2 separate regions of the Homo sapiens genome follow, and region 1 is linked to region 2. Evidence: chromatin contacts called from ENCODE Hi-C data. All regions are on one chromosome and are shown on one strand. Each heading gives the region's core, a stretch centred on a gene start or an enhancer-like site at or near the end of the contact. The rest is flanking DNA. Distances are from core to core; before and after follow the strand shown. Region 1 holds the start of ALG10B (ALG10 alpha-1,2-glucosyltransferase B). Region 2 holds the start of LINC02963 (long intergenic non-protein coding RNA 2963).

Evidence for each region. A loop is a pair of places that touch in the nucleus more often than their neighbours do. Pooled maps may share reads with other maps.
Region 1: a loop to region 2 is called in a map of CD8-positive, alpha-beta T cell, with 10 times the contacts of the local background. The contact joins the promoter of ALG10B here to the promoter of LINC02963 in region 2. A Hi-C loop is called at or near these places in 2 of 168 maps with a recorded cell type or tissue (CD8-positive, alpha-beta T cell and naive thymus-derived CD4-positive, alpha-beta T cell) and 8 of 50 pooled maps.

What each region holds. Positions count from the first base shown.
Region 1 is chr12:38,313,743-38,320,537 of GRCh38, forward strand. ALG10B (ALG10 alpha-1,2-glucosyltransferase B) reads left to right here and starts at 3,032. Exons shown (of 3, transcript NM_001013620.4): 1 at 3,032-3,322; 2 at 4,519-4,716; 3 at 6,419-6,795. The coding sequence starts at 3,152. RefSeq lists an enhancer at 2,103-3,302.
Region 2 is chr12:34,216,857-34,223,917 of GRCh38, forward strand. It overlaps LINC02963 (long intergenic non-protein coding RNA 2963), which reads right to left and starts at 2,355. Exons shown (of 5, transcript NR_185896.1): 1 at 2,270-2,355; 2 at 1,925-1,989. RefSeq lists enhancers at 1,531-2,031, 1,809-1,958, 2,032-2,532.

The DNA.
Region 1 (6,795 bases), core at 1,782-4,281, 4.1 Mb after region 2:
TTTCAGTAGAGCTAAAATACTTGCTAATGCTTTTGTACTAAAATGTTGTGTGTTTTTTTAATTGATTCATTAATTTTAAAATTTAGATTTTAAATTGATATGTTAAGATTGACCTCAAGGGTAGAGTTGCATTTTAGAGGTTATCATCTGTGATTTTTGGCCCAGGGTGCAGTACTCTGCTGTAGCTAGAACGAATTGTCACCTAGAAAGGAGTAAACCGTCACTCTGATTAGCAAGTGGCCAATGTTTTCATTCAGCAACAAGTGAAAAGGGGTGCAATAAGAGGCAGGGTGTTTCTTGGACTAATACTTCAAAGTTATTACAGTTACAGCCTTTGGGGAAATTCACTGTTCAGATATGGCTGTTTCAAACAGTTAAGTATATGCTATGTTGTCTGAGTTCATCAAATTAGGAATGTCTTAATTGATCAAAGTCAGCTAGGTTATACCAGAGAAATAAAGTCAAAATCTTAATGGCTTATAAACCAAAAAAGATGTATTTCTTGCTAAAACAACCTATCCTTAGAACCCCAACAGAAATTGCCCATTTTTCTGCCGTAACTTATTTATCATAATTCAAGTAGCACAAATAAATAGTTGATGTGCAATTATAATGGGATTGCTCATCCTAATGACTCTTTTTCACAAACATCTATGGAAAATGGCAGTTGGAATTCTGAATGGAAAATATAAGTTGAAATCAATGCTGATCTAGTTTTAAATGATAGGTCTAATAAAATGTAGTCTATTTCATTAAAACCCCAGAGGTAGCTATTTTACTAGGTCTTGATTTAGGAGCAGAGCTTTGGAAAGCATTTCAAGATTATCAAAGATGCTGTAATCTAAGAGTAGAAAAGTGACAACAGCTTCATCGATTTGCAGATAGTAAAAGTAACTCACTAACAAATGAGTGAAGTACTCTATGAAGAACTCTACTGGGCCCATGGAGCTTCTTAGCATTCTTAGGTAATATGTTTTACATCAATCGTTTCCAAATATGAAGATCAGTATTCAGTGATTTGAGATGGCTCTCTAGAATCTAGTTTTTCACAATGATCCCCCAGCAGATTTTGATGTAATTAGTCTGTAAGACGAACATTTTTTTAAAAGATGAAACTTGTATTTCAAATTGGTGTATGGAAACAGAGAATAGTGGAATGTAAATGTAAAGTTATTGGGACTAGTGAAACATTCAATTCAGTATATATTGTAGATTATTTTAACCTATAAGGCTGTGAAGTTATTTTATTACTCTTGGTCTGATGTTCTAATTCCTACACTTGGTTCTGACACTAATTTTTTATGTAATTTTAGGTAAATTATTCATTTTTTAAAAATCAGCTTCTTTTATAAAATGAAGTCAAGTAGATTATTAATAAAGATCCCTAGCCATCCTAAAACCCTATATTTCCTTGAAACTTTCCATTTTATGTAAAGCGATGTGTGCAGCATGTATAGGAGTCAAATGTTTAACATAAACTATTGGTGGCAATTGTTATGAAGAAAAATGGAGAGCATAAATGTCTAGTCTTGTTCTACTCCCTTTAAAAACGGCCCACTATTTCTAGGGTGGGTCAGTAAGCTGCAGAGTATATATAACACGATTTAGCAGGTCAATAGGTCAGGGGCTAATTACTCGTAGATCACATCAACCTCTTGAAGACTGAATCATCTGGAGATGTGTTACAAGTGACTTAAACAGATAAGTACAGCATGGAATCAATAATAAAATGGGAGATGATGGTTAAAGCAAAGCTAAGCATCACATCAGAGTAGAATCCTGACATGATTTTATTCCAGTAATGTAAATATTCCCGTCCCAGCCCTCATTCACCACTACCTCCTCTTATCATTGAGGAAACAGGCAGAGACAGACTGGAAAGGCAGTCAGCTTGATTTAAGAAACTTTCTTAAGTTCAGAAATACTGAATTATTTTTAACCCAGAAAAAGAGCTCAATTGAGAACTCTGAGGTTTGCAACCTTAAATCCCGACTCAATCTGATATATGCCTGCCAAAGGCAACCTGACTGAGGTTACCTGAGAGAAAGTTTTTCTACAAAACATGGCCAACCATGCTCAAGACAAAATTCCAACACATAATTTATCTTCGGCATTCTTCAAATTATTTACCACATCTCCTGCCCCCAACACCTAATCCCAGAATACAGGAATTTGATGATGTCTACACAGCCTATAAAAGTCCACAAATTTAAGTGCCTACTGTGTGAAAGCCATTTGGGGGACTACAAACATAAAGGATGTATAATGCCACCCACTAAGATGTTCACGCTTATGATTTAGTAGGAAAAACAGAAGGCTGCCTTATAAATATTAACAACCTAATTTACAGGCACACCTAAAACATCCCAAATTCTAAAATATATATTTTCTTCCAAATCCTACAGGGTAATATGGCTATGAGAGTGCACTAGGAGTGTCAATTTTACTAAATCCTCTGAGAGCATCCACATTTTGAAAGAGTTCTCTCTTAACCTAAACAAACAAACAAACGAACAAACACTCCTCTCACTGAAGTTCATTCGGCATTGACGGGTCTCTGGTTCTTCAAGTTTTCATCTGAAAGTCTCAGTCTTTGCTATCACAACCAACGCCCCCTTCCTACACTCCAAGGTTGATGGAATGAAATGTCTTGGAATTGAGGGTTTAATTAATTCGGATCACTGGAGAGAAAGAAAAGAAATAACGGGGGAAAAAAATGTGTTAATTTTAGGGCTTGGAATTGGAAACGTGGGGAAACGTCGCCACCTTCTGGTAAGTGATGGAAATGAGCAGGAAAAAAGATCCAAGCTAAGAAGCGGCTTTTTTTTTTTTCCAAAGCAGCAAGCCACGCCCCTCCCGCGCTCGCGAAATCCGAGACCCGCCCTTTCCGGAAGTTTTGACACTGTGCGCCCCGAGTAATGTGATGGAGAGGGTAATCATCCGGTCCGTTATCTAAACCCGTCACTCCAGGAAACAGCGACCCGCTGTTTTCCGGATCCGCGCTCTCCCAGCATCCTTTGCCTTCCGGTATGTGGCCCCGTCTGGCTAGTCCTGTCTAGCGCGCCCATTTCGAGCCCAAGTTTCCAGCTCGGGTTTCCGGGCTCAGAATTTTCCAGGAGTGGGTTCTTGGGCAGTGGCTGTGGGAGCAGGAATGGCGCAGCTAGAGGGTTACTGTTTCTCGGCCGCCTTGAGCTGTACCTTTTTAGTGTCCTGCCTCCTCTTCTCCGCCTTCAGCCGGGCGCTGCGAGAGCCCTACATGGACGAGATCTTCCACCTGCCTCAGGCGCAGCGCTACTGTGAGGGCCATTTCTCCCTTTCCCAGGTGGGGTGCCCAACCTGTCCCCACCCCAGGAGAGGCCTGAAAGGTCCCAGCGTCCCCAGCTCCTTCTCCCATCTTTAGACTTAACTCGTCCCTTTCCACCCCACCCCAGCCTCAGAACATGAAAGAAACTGGGTATAGTCTTTTGTTCCTGTCTCTGAGATCTGTGAAATATTTATTAAATGAATGAATAAACAGCAGATCTGATCCCCAGGGAGGAGTGATCTGGGAGAATACTTAGTGGGGAACTGAGCGCTCCTCTTGGCAGCTGACAATATCGATCCCACTTTGTTTTTCCTTGTCTCAGGATTAAAGGCATTCGGGTGCTCCTTGGAAATATCAGAAAACTTCCCTTTAGCTCACCTGTTAAGCACCTCACTGTGCATTTTAGGGGTGGGATAGGGTGGACTGGAGGGATCTTCGGCTACCAAAAAGTGACAATTTATAATCACAAATTCCTTCCCTGGGTATTTTTAGTGAACTATCTGTTGACTGGATAAACTGGCAACCAGTCAAGTCACATCATTTTTGAATATATATTTGACTGTGCAAGTATGTACATATAAATATCAAAATAAACATCCCCTGCTTTTCTGGTGACACAATATAGGGTACTGGCTAGAAATATAAAGTCTGTTTTAGAGAAAGATCTGATCTTAAATCTTGGTGCTGTGATTTACTAGTTTTGTGATCTTGGAGATGTTCTGAGTTTCAGAAATTCAGGTTACTCATCTGCAAAATGACAATAATCTTTACTATAGGGCATATTGTAATGTTACAATACAGAGGGTTTGGCACAATTTCTGTCTCAGTTTATGTCAGCTGTCATCATGGAGCCTGTGGTCCAAATGTTTTCCTAAACTTAGAGTCCCAAACAATGTTTCCATGCTTTTAAAAACTGGAGCATTTGCAGTTTATTTATCAAAATAAAGGCTTTTAAAGAACATTTCTTGGAAAATAGAAATAGATTTTAAGTTGTTGTTTATTGGTTGCTGCTACCTGAACCATCACTAAGCTGGTCCGGGGGCAAAAAATAAGAAAAACTAATCCTGTTCTGCCAAGGACTTACTTAATCTTGTCATAGACTAACTTCTCAAAATTTCTGATTGTTGCTGGAGATGAGACTTGGGCTTGACATATTTGTGTCTGTCTTGTTCGTATTACCTCTTGCTTTTACTTCATTTTCTTTCATTTTAAAGTGGGATCCCATGATTACTACATTACCTGGCTTGTACCTGGTGTCAGTTGGAGTGGTCAAACCTGCCATTTGGATCTTTGCATGGTCTGAACATGTTGTCTGCTCCATTGGGATGCTCAGATTTGTTAATCTTCTCTTCAGTGTTGGCAACTTCTATTTACTATATTTGCTTTTCCACAAGGTACAACCCAGAAACAAGGTATGTTTCAAAATACTTAATTACAAGTTTATGTGTAGTCAGGTCCACAATTACAATGAATTAGTTTTATGAGATTTGGTGAAAAATGTCTTTAACACTTTGTAACTTTGTATTTTTTGTATATTATGTAAAGGTAAATTTAAATTCTCCATCTCCATTTTAGAATAAATTTGTATTTAAATACTTGAATAACTTATTTGTAAACTCTAAAGTAAATATTTGTTAAGTGAGTCAAACCAGTTCAATAAATACTTACTGAGCTTATTCCATGTGCTGGGGACTGGGACTACAGAGATAAATGAGGCAGTCTTTTTCTTGTAAAACGTATATATTCAGTAGGGAAAACAGACTTTACCTGAGGACTTTTGATGTGGTAATAGTGCAGGCCCCGGAGGTCGATTGCCTGGGTTAGAATTCTCTCCCTGCCACTTAACCAGTTTTGTTACTGTGGGCAGGTTAACCCTTAGTGGCTCCATGTCTTCATCTGTTAAATAAGAATAACAATAGAATCTGCCTTATAGAACTGTTATAAAGGAACAAGGAAACTTAATAAATGGAAGATGCTTCAAATAGTGCCAGATATATAGTAAGGGCTCAGTAAATATTAACTCTAATAATTATTTTTAACCTTAAGAGATTATTTCAGTAGTGTCAATTATGATAGAGTAGTAGACATAAGATGCTATGAGGACACAGAGAAGGAGCAGGGAAACACTTACTGCTTTTCTGGGAGGGAGAGGAGTATGTGGCATTCAGTAAGTCCTCACAGAGAAGATGGTACCAGAGCTGAGTCCTGATGAACGGATAGGGCTGTGTAGGGTGAGGAATTAATCCTGGGGAGACAAACAGCATAAGCAAAGGAAGAAAGGCATTGAACAATGAGGTGCAGGGAATTGGTCTTGGAATTACAGGATTAGAAAGTAGAGGGATGTAAGGCTAGAGAAGTAGGTCATGAATGCCCTCATATGTCACAGAGAGGACTTTGAACTTTAGCATGTAATGGAGAGACCTTAATTTTAATCAAGGAAATGACATGGTCTGATTTAGTGATTTAGATTAAGTGGAGTATACAATTCAAGAACATAAGAACACTTTCAAATTCTGAAATAGCATGTCAGAAAGGCCAAAATAAGATATATAAGTTTAGACTGGCTCACTTTTCAGAAAAATACCGTTATTTCATCATGAAAATATCATCTTGAAAAAGTAAGTCTGGATATGGTAAAATAAATACCATATGCATGTTTACATTCTCCCTTGTGTAGTGTTATGAAGGATTTCCTTAAAGGAAAGTGGTGATTATGGCTAAGTGAATCCTTATTGAAGGCACTAAAACATAAGCTCAGGGAAATGGAGCCAGCATTGTGTCCTATTTATCTCCATAGTCCCCACAGAACTTAGTCGGTATCTTGCACTCAGTAACTCCTTAACTAATCATAGCCTGATTCAAATTGTGTTAAGCTATAGAAGCTTTGGCATACACACGGTCTCCAAACTGATAGGTATAAATAAAAAGTACCAGGAAGTGTTCTTATAAATGTTTATTGTGTTTTTGCAAAGCCAGAGATAAGATTAATATTGATTAATTTTATTTAAATAAGGTTTGAGTAGTTGAGTAGTTTTAAATAAATCTCTTCATTAGGTAAGCAGAAATAGCATTTATCATTAAAATAATTGTATCTGTGTTTTTTCTTCCTCCAAGGCTGCCTCAAGTATCCAGAGAGTCTTGTCAACATTAACACTAGCAGTATTTCCAACACTTTATTTTTTTAACTTCCTTTATTATACAGAAGCAGGATCTATGTTTTTTACTCTTTTTGCATATTTGATGTGTCTTTATGGAAATCATAAAACTTCAGCCTTCCTTGGATTTTGTGGCTTCATGTTTCGGCAAACAAATATCATCTGGGCTGTCTTCTGTGCAGGGAATGTCATTGCACAAAAGTTAACTGAGGCTTGGAAAACTGAGCTACAAAAGAAGGAAGACAGACTTCCACCTATTAAAGGACCATTTGCAGAATTCAGAAAAATTCTTCAGTTTCTTTTGGCTTATTCCATGTCCTTTAAAAACTTGAGTAT
Region 2 (7,061 bases), core at 1,105-3,604:
CTCATTCCTAAAGACCAGAGCAGAAAAACAGGACCTTCAACTTGAGACATAGGCCATTTTTAATCTGTTGTCACCATGCTCAATTGGCACCAAAGAAGGGCAGATTTCTGTGCCGCCTGTCTGTCATCACCGCTCTCGTCAAGTATAATTACAGGGTCACGACTACATAGAGATCTCTCAACCCACCAAATGTGTCCGTACTTTTATGAGCCCGGTTGGGAGAATAAACAGGGCATTTAGCAAAGTACTCATCGTATGTTCTTTGGTCTGCCATGTCTCTTGTGAAACCAATCAAATTCATGTTTCTGTTTTTTTTCCAGCCCTCGACTGTCCACAGAATACTGAAATAAAAGAAGAGTGAATACATTTTATGCAACAAGGAGGAAAAACAACAAAGCGAAAGTCTTAGAGGCTTGTGATACATACACAGGGGATACAGAATAAGGAGATTCTTCCAGAATCCACACAAAGACGGACAGACAGAGGGATGGGAGGAAACAAATTGAGAAAAGAGAGAGAGCAGAAAAGATCAAGAGAGACAGAGATGTAAAGGGAAGAAAGATGAAAAAGAAAATAGAAAGGCAGAGAAACAGAAGAAGAGAATGAGAAATGAGAAAAAAGGGAGGAAGAAAAAGAGAGAGAAGAAAAAGAAAAGAAAGAAAAGGAAAGAAAGTGAAAGAAAAAAAGAAAGATGAAGGAAATAAAAAACAAGGCAGCACAACATGGCTTATGCCTATACTCCCAACACTTTGGGAGGCTGAGGTGGAAGAATCGCTTGAGTCCAGCAGTTTGAGACCAGCCCTGGCAACACAGTGAGACCACGTCTCTACTTAAAAAAAAAAAAAAAAATTAAAAAGTTAGCTGGGTGTGATGGCAGGCGCCTGTAGCCCCAGTTCCTTTGGAGCCTGAGGTGGGAGCATCTCTTGGGCTCGGGAGGTGGAGGCTGCGGTGGGCCTTGGTCAGGCAAATGTACTGCAGCCTGTTGCCCAGGCTCGTCTCGAACTCCCGAACTCTAGCGAACTGCCTGCCTCAGCCTCCGAACTTGCACCTGCCATATCCAACGGCCCTGGGGGTATACAGTGACAGATTTTAGTAGACATGGCGTTTTGCCATATTGCCCAGGTTGGTCTCGAACTTGAATCCGGGAATTTGAGGCTACAGTCAGCCATGGTCGTGCCACTGCACTGCAGTCTGGGTGATGGAGCAAGACTCCATCTCTAAATAACTAAATAATAAAAACAATAACAATAATAACAAACAATAATACAAAGAAATACTAACAACAACAATAATAATAAACTAGTAGGAGTGAAAAATATAAAAATATAAAAGATAATTTAGATCACAATTAATAGCAATAATTTCAAGGAGTTATTTCTTTAACCTGTCTCTCTTACTTTCTGAAACAGGGTCTTTCTCTGTCACTCAGGCTTGAGGCCAATGGCGTGATCATGGCTCACTGCAGCTTCGACATCCCAGAATCAAGCAATTCCTGCAGTCTCAGCCACTTGGAAGGTTGAGATAGCAAGATCACCTGAGGGAGCCCAGGAAGGTCGAGGCTGCGGTGAGCCGAGATTACATTCTCATACTCCAACCTTTCTCAAAAAAGAAAAATAAAGGTAAAACAACAGCAGCTTCAGTGTGTAAAAAGAGGAATAAGAAACATAAAAGAAAAAAGAAAAACAAAATGAAGGACAACTGAAAGTACTGTGGAAACAATTGGAGAGGAAGAAACGACGTAGTGAGAGAACGACATCTAGTGGATGCAGGTGGTAGTGCTGCTGACCAGAGAGATCTGTTCTACCTTAGAAATCCCAAGTTAACCATCAAAGCCAGCGCTCGCCGCCGACATTTGGTGGACCCGGCGCTCGCGGACGGAAGCGATCAGACCCAGTTGGAACCTTATCACACCGAGCCTGCCCACCTTTGCGGCCATCTAACTCCGCCGACCTGCCCGCCGTTCCGCCACCGTCGGCTGGTTGACCCGGGCTGCGGAGAGAGGAGGAAAGACAGAAAGGCAGTGACTGGCTCCTGTCCCATTCCCGCGCGCCTGGGGCGGGTAGAGGGGCCGTGACCCCAGTGGCCACCACTGGGCATGCGTGAACACTACTCGGACAGGAACCACAGGGGCACACCCTCTGACACCCACGCCTCAGCCATTCTCACCAGGCCCGATAAATCCGATCCCAGCCCCTGAAGGAGGTCAAAGCGGGGTGCAGGAAGGAGGCGGAATTGGAGAGGGAACGACGAGCATGGGCGACACCCCTACCTCGGCAAACCCCAGCACAGCACCTTGGAAAGCCCGCAGATGGGGACGGGCGCCTCCCGAAGACACAGCGGGCACCAGTGGTCTCTCGGGAGGGACACCTGCTGCGTGCTTCGGGGCTCCGGGTCCGGTGGGCATGAGCGGGCGAGGAAACTAGGTTCCGGGTATAACAGGAGAAAGGAAGGAAGGTAGACGTCAAGGGCTGAATTACACAGGACACGCCACATCACCAGGTCCCCCGCGCACGGGTGCAGGGAACCTTGTGTGGAGGTTTGACTTTCAATAGATCGCAGCGAGGGAGCTGCTCTGCTCCATAGAAAACCCTGACCCAGAAGCAGGATGTCTACAAATAGTTTAGCATCCGGTTCCCCAAAAACACGTTATGTGATGGGTCAGGGGGTGACCGCCCTTCTGGCAGCAGCCCATTTCCTACGATGAGGGGCTCTCTGCACCGGATCCTGGTTCCCGGCGCATGGCGGGACATGCCCCTCCTGAGGCAGAGCGGCCCGCCGGAGGGGACGGCAGAGGACCGCCTATCCAAGGCCAACAAAGCCAAGCACATACACAAAATGTCTGAACCTGCGGTTCCTCTCGTACTGAGCAGGATTACCATGGTAGCAACACATGGGCAACAACACAAGGGGAACGCAAACAGTAAAACTAACCTGTCTGACATGGATCTAACCATAATGCTTTTAGGGCATGCGCACCGCTGTTGGGTGAATCCATTCTAGTCCGCCTTGCCCTTCGCAAAGAAAAGAGAACTCTCCAGACGCGGTGGATCACGCCTGTAATCCCAGCACTTTGGGAGGCTGAGGAGGGAGGATCACCTGAGATCAGGAGTTCAAGATCAGCTTGGCCAACATGGTGAAATCCTGTCTCTACAAAAATACAAAAATTAGCCAGGCATGATGGCGGGTGCCTGTAATCCCAGCTACCCAGGAGGCTGAGGTGGGAGAATCGCTTGAATCCGAGAGGCGGAGGTTGCAGCCAGCCGAGATCGCGCCATTGCACTCCAGCCTGGACAACAAGAGTGAAAGTACCTCTCAAAAAAAAAAAAAAAAGATACAAATAATTATATGGGCTCTGTTGCCCAGGCTGGAGTGCAGTGGCTTGATATCAGCTCTCTGCGGCAGCCTCCATCTCCCGGGTTCAAGTGATTCTCCTGCTTCTGCCCCTCGAGTACCTGGGACTAAAGGCAAGCGTGCCACCAAGCCCAGCTAATTTTTGTATTTTTAGTAGAACTGGGGTTTCACCATGTTGGCCAGGCTGGTCTTGATCTCCTGACCTCAAGGGATCCACCCGCCTTAGCCTCCCAAAGTGCTGGGATTACAGGTGTGAGCCGCCACACCTGCGCTATGTGTTTTTTAAATCTCTCTTTCTAGGGTCATGAGAATTCTCATTAATTTCACTTAGAGCTCCTGGAGAGAAAAGCCTCTATTATTGTCATTGTAACAGTAAAAAAAAGAGAGATTTTTTTCTTTTGAGACAGAGTTTTGCTCTTGTTGCCTAGGCTGGAGTGCAATGGCCCAATCTCAGCTCACTGCAACCTCCACCTCCCAGGTTCAAGTGATTCTCCTGCCTGGGCCTCCCAAGTAGCTGGGATTACAGGCATGTGCCACCATGCCTGGCTAATTTTGTATTTTTACTAGAGACAGGGTTTCACCATGTTGGTCAGGCTGTTCTCGAACTCCTGACCTCAGGTGATCCACCTGCCTTGGCTTCCTAAAGTGCTGGGATCACAGACGTGAGCCAGTGTGTCCAGCCTTTTTTTCTTTTTTTTTTTTTTGAAACAGGGTCTCCTTCTATTGCCCAGGCTGGAACACAGTGGCACAATCATAGCTCACTGCAGCATCAAACTCCTGGAGCTCAAGCAACCCTCCAGGCTCAGCCTCCCAAGTAGCTAGGATTACAGGTGCACACCACTACGCCCAGGAAATTTTTTCTATTTTTACACAAAATGCCTCAACATGGATTTTTTTTCTTTTTTGGCAGAGATGATGTCTCACTATGTTGCCCAGGCTGGTCTCAAACTCCCCACCTCAAACCATCCTTCCACCTTAGCCTCCCAAAGTGCTAGGATTACAGGCGTGAGCCACTGCACCCAGCCCCAATAACTTTTTTTTTTTTTGGCAGTCTCGCTCTGTCAACCAGGCTGCTGGAGTGCAGTGGCGTGATCTCAGCTCACTGCAACCTCTGCCTCCCAGAGTCAAACAATCCTCCCGCCTCAGCCTCCTGAGTAACTAGAATTACAGGCTGATGGCAGCACGCCCTGCTAATTTTTGCATTTTTAGTAGAGACGGGGTTTCACCATGTTGGCCAGGCTGGTCTTGAACTCCTGACCTCAAGTGATCCACCTGCTGTGCATGGCCTCCCAAAGTGCTGGGATTATGGGCGTGAGCCACCCCACGTGGCTCCCAAGAACTCTTTAAATGAACCTAGTGTCACAAGAACAGATAGCTAAACTGTATCTGAAAAGGTGGCTCATACGGGGAAATTTTTGGTGGATTTGGGGAAGCTTAGGGCAAATTTTAAACATGAGGCCTTTTGTCAGATCACCTACATTCCTTGGATTCTACGTGGGTTTGTTGCAGATGCTTAATATGACAAATTACATGACTTCTATCACTTCATTTGATCAGCCTCCCATTGACTTTCAGCCAAGTCCTGCAGAATCGCTTCTCAGATTGTATGTTTCCTCAAGACTAAGATGTTTTCATAGTCTCTCTCTAACTTCCCCTTTTTGTGGCTATTTATTTATATTTATATGTTTTTCAACTCCTTATTTTTTTTTCTCTTTATAAAAGCTTTAACCTGTGCTATTCTTGAGGGAAATACTGATGCATATCTAAACTTTAAGGGTGTTTTTCATCCTGGCTACAGACACTCGGTGAATAATTTTTCAGGTTATGGGAAAACCCATCATTATGAGAATGTAGCAACTTTTATTTTGCAGTAACTGTTAAAATTGTAGCCATGGTGCTCAGTAAAAGGGGACCTTCCCCCTGTAGGTGTTTGGAGAGGAGTTTTTTGTTAGTAACCTGCTTATGGATGGGGCATTATCACCTAGAAAGGAAAGAGGTACCGTGGTATGCAGTTAAAGGGAGCTGGGGCAAGAGCAAGGCAAAGAAATTCCCTCATGTCTTCAATGCAGAGCCAGCATTTAGACTTCTACTCCAGGCAGGGCCCACAAATCTCTGGCAGCCATGAGCACCTGTTTTGCTTCTGCCTTCTTCCTGTTGGCAATTTTGGGTTTGGGGGGTTTTTTTTAGACAGAGTCTCACTCCATCACCGGGCTGGAGTGCAGTGGTGCAATCTCGGCTCACTGCAGCCTCTGCCTCACAGGTTCAAGTCATCCTCTTGTCTCAGCCTCCCAATTAGCTGGGACTACAGGTGCGCACCACCAAGCACAGCTAATTTTTGTATTTTCAGTAGAGATGGGGTTTCGCCATCTGCCCAGGCTGATCTCGAACTCCTGATCTCAAGTGATCCATCCACCTCAGCCTTTCAATGTGCTGGGATTACAGGTGTCATTCACCGTGCCTGGCCTGTTGACAATTTGAGGGGCATGTAAAATATCTGCAGCCCTTTCAGCCAGTAAAACACCGAAGAATGTGTTACGTGGCTTCTCCATTCTCCTTCTTTCTCTGCCCTACTAAATATTAAAGGGTTCTCCTTTTCCCAAGCCCAGTGGAAAAGCTTCAGGAAGCACGGAGGTATCAGAAGCATCCAAAGAGATCACACCAAGTAATTCCAAGTCACTCTCATTCACCCCATTGGAAGTTCCTGCCATCCTGTGTACCCTGGGGGCTCCTAATGCAGGCAGATAATATCCTTGGTGTGCTGTTAGGCTGGAAGACTCCCTCATCTTTGCTCTTCTGTTTGAGAAAAGAAATGGCTGGACACGGTGGCTCACCCCTGTAATCCCAACATTTTGGGAGGCAAAGGCAGGTGGATCACTTGAGGTCAAGAGTTCAAGACCAGCCTGGCCAACATGGTGAAATCCCATCTCTACTAAAAACACAAAGGTTAGCCGGGTGTGGTGGTGGATGACTGTAATCACAGCTACTCAAGGAGCTGAGGCAGAAGAATCGCTCGAACCCAGGAGGCGGAAGTTGCCGTGAGCCGAGATCACACCACTGCACTCCAGCCTAGGCAACAGAGCAAGACTCTGCCTAAAAAAAAAATATATATATATATATATATATATATAAAACATATACATTTATATATATATATATAACATATACATTTATATATATATATATTATATTTATATTTTAATAAATGAATAGAATTCATCACCTAACTTCTAAAGCTACTTCTCTAGATGAAATTCTGGGCACTTAGGAGTCAGCAGTGGTATACTGAGTGCATTGCTCTTGCTCACAGGTGCTTCTTTTCTGTCCCATGGCAGGCGGCACCAACATAAGGCTTCTGCAAAGCTGAGAGCTCCTTTTACCCATGGATCAGGAGCAAAGTTTGCAGCTACACTGTCAGGCTGTGTTTGGATGTTAGCAGTTAGTTTAGCTTTGCGTCTTCAGAGCAATTGTTCTTAGCTACTTAAGAAAAAAAAAAAACCCGATAAAGCATTTGCTGCTCCATAGGATGGGAGCACCCTCTGTTTTCAGGGCATTTGAGGCCCTCTGGCATGTGTTTTTGATGTTTATTATTGTCAGGGCTGTCCCTGTAATTTCCCAGAAATAGAACTCCTGAAAGCTGTTTCCCAGAAAGGACAGCAATAGAGATAATGGATGCCAGAGACAGAGAACACTCTGGTGCCAGATCCTTGGGC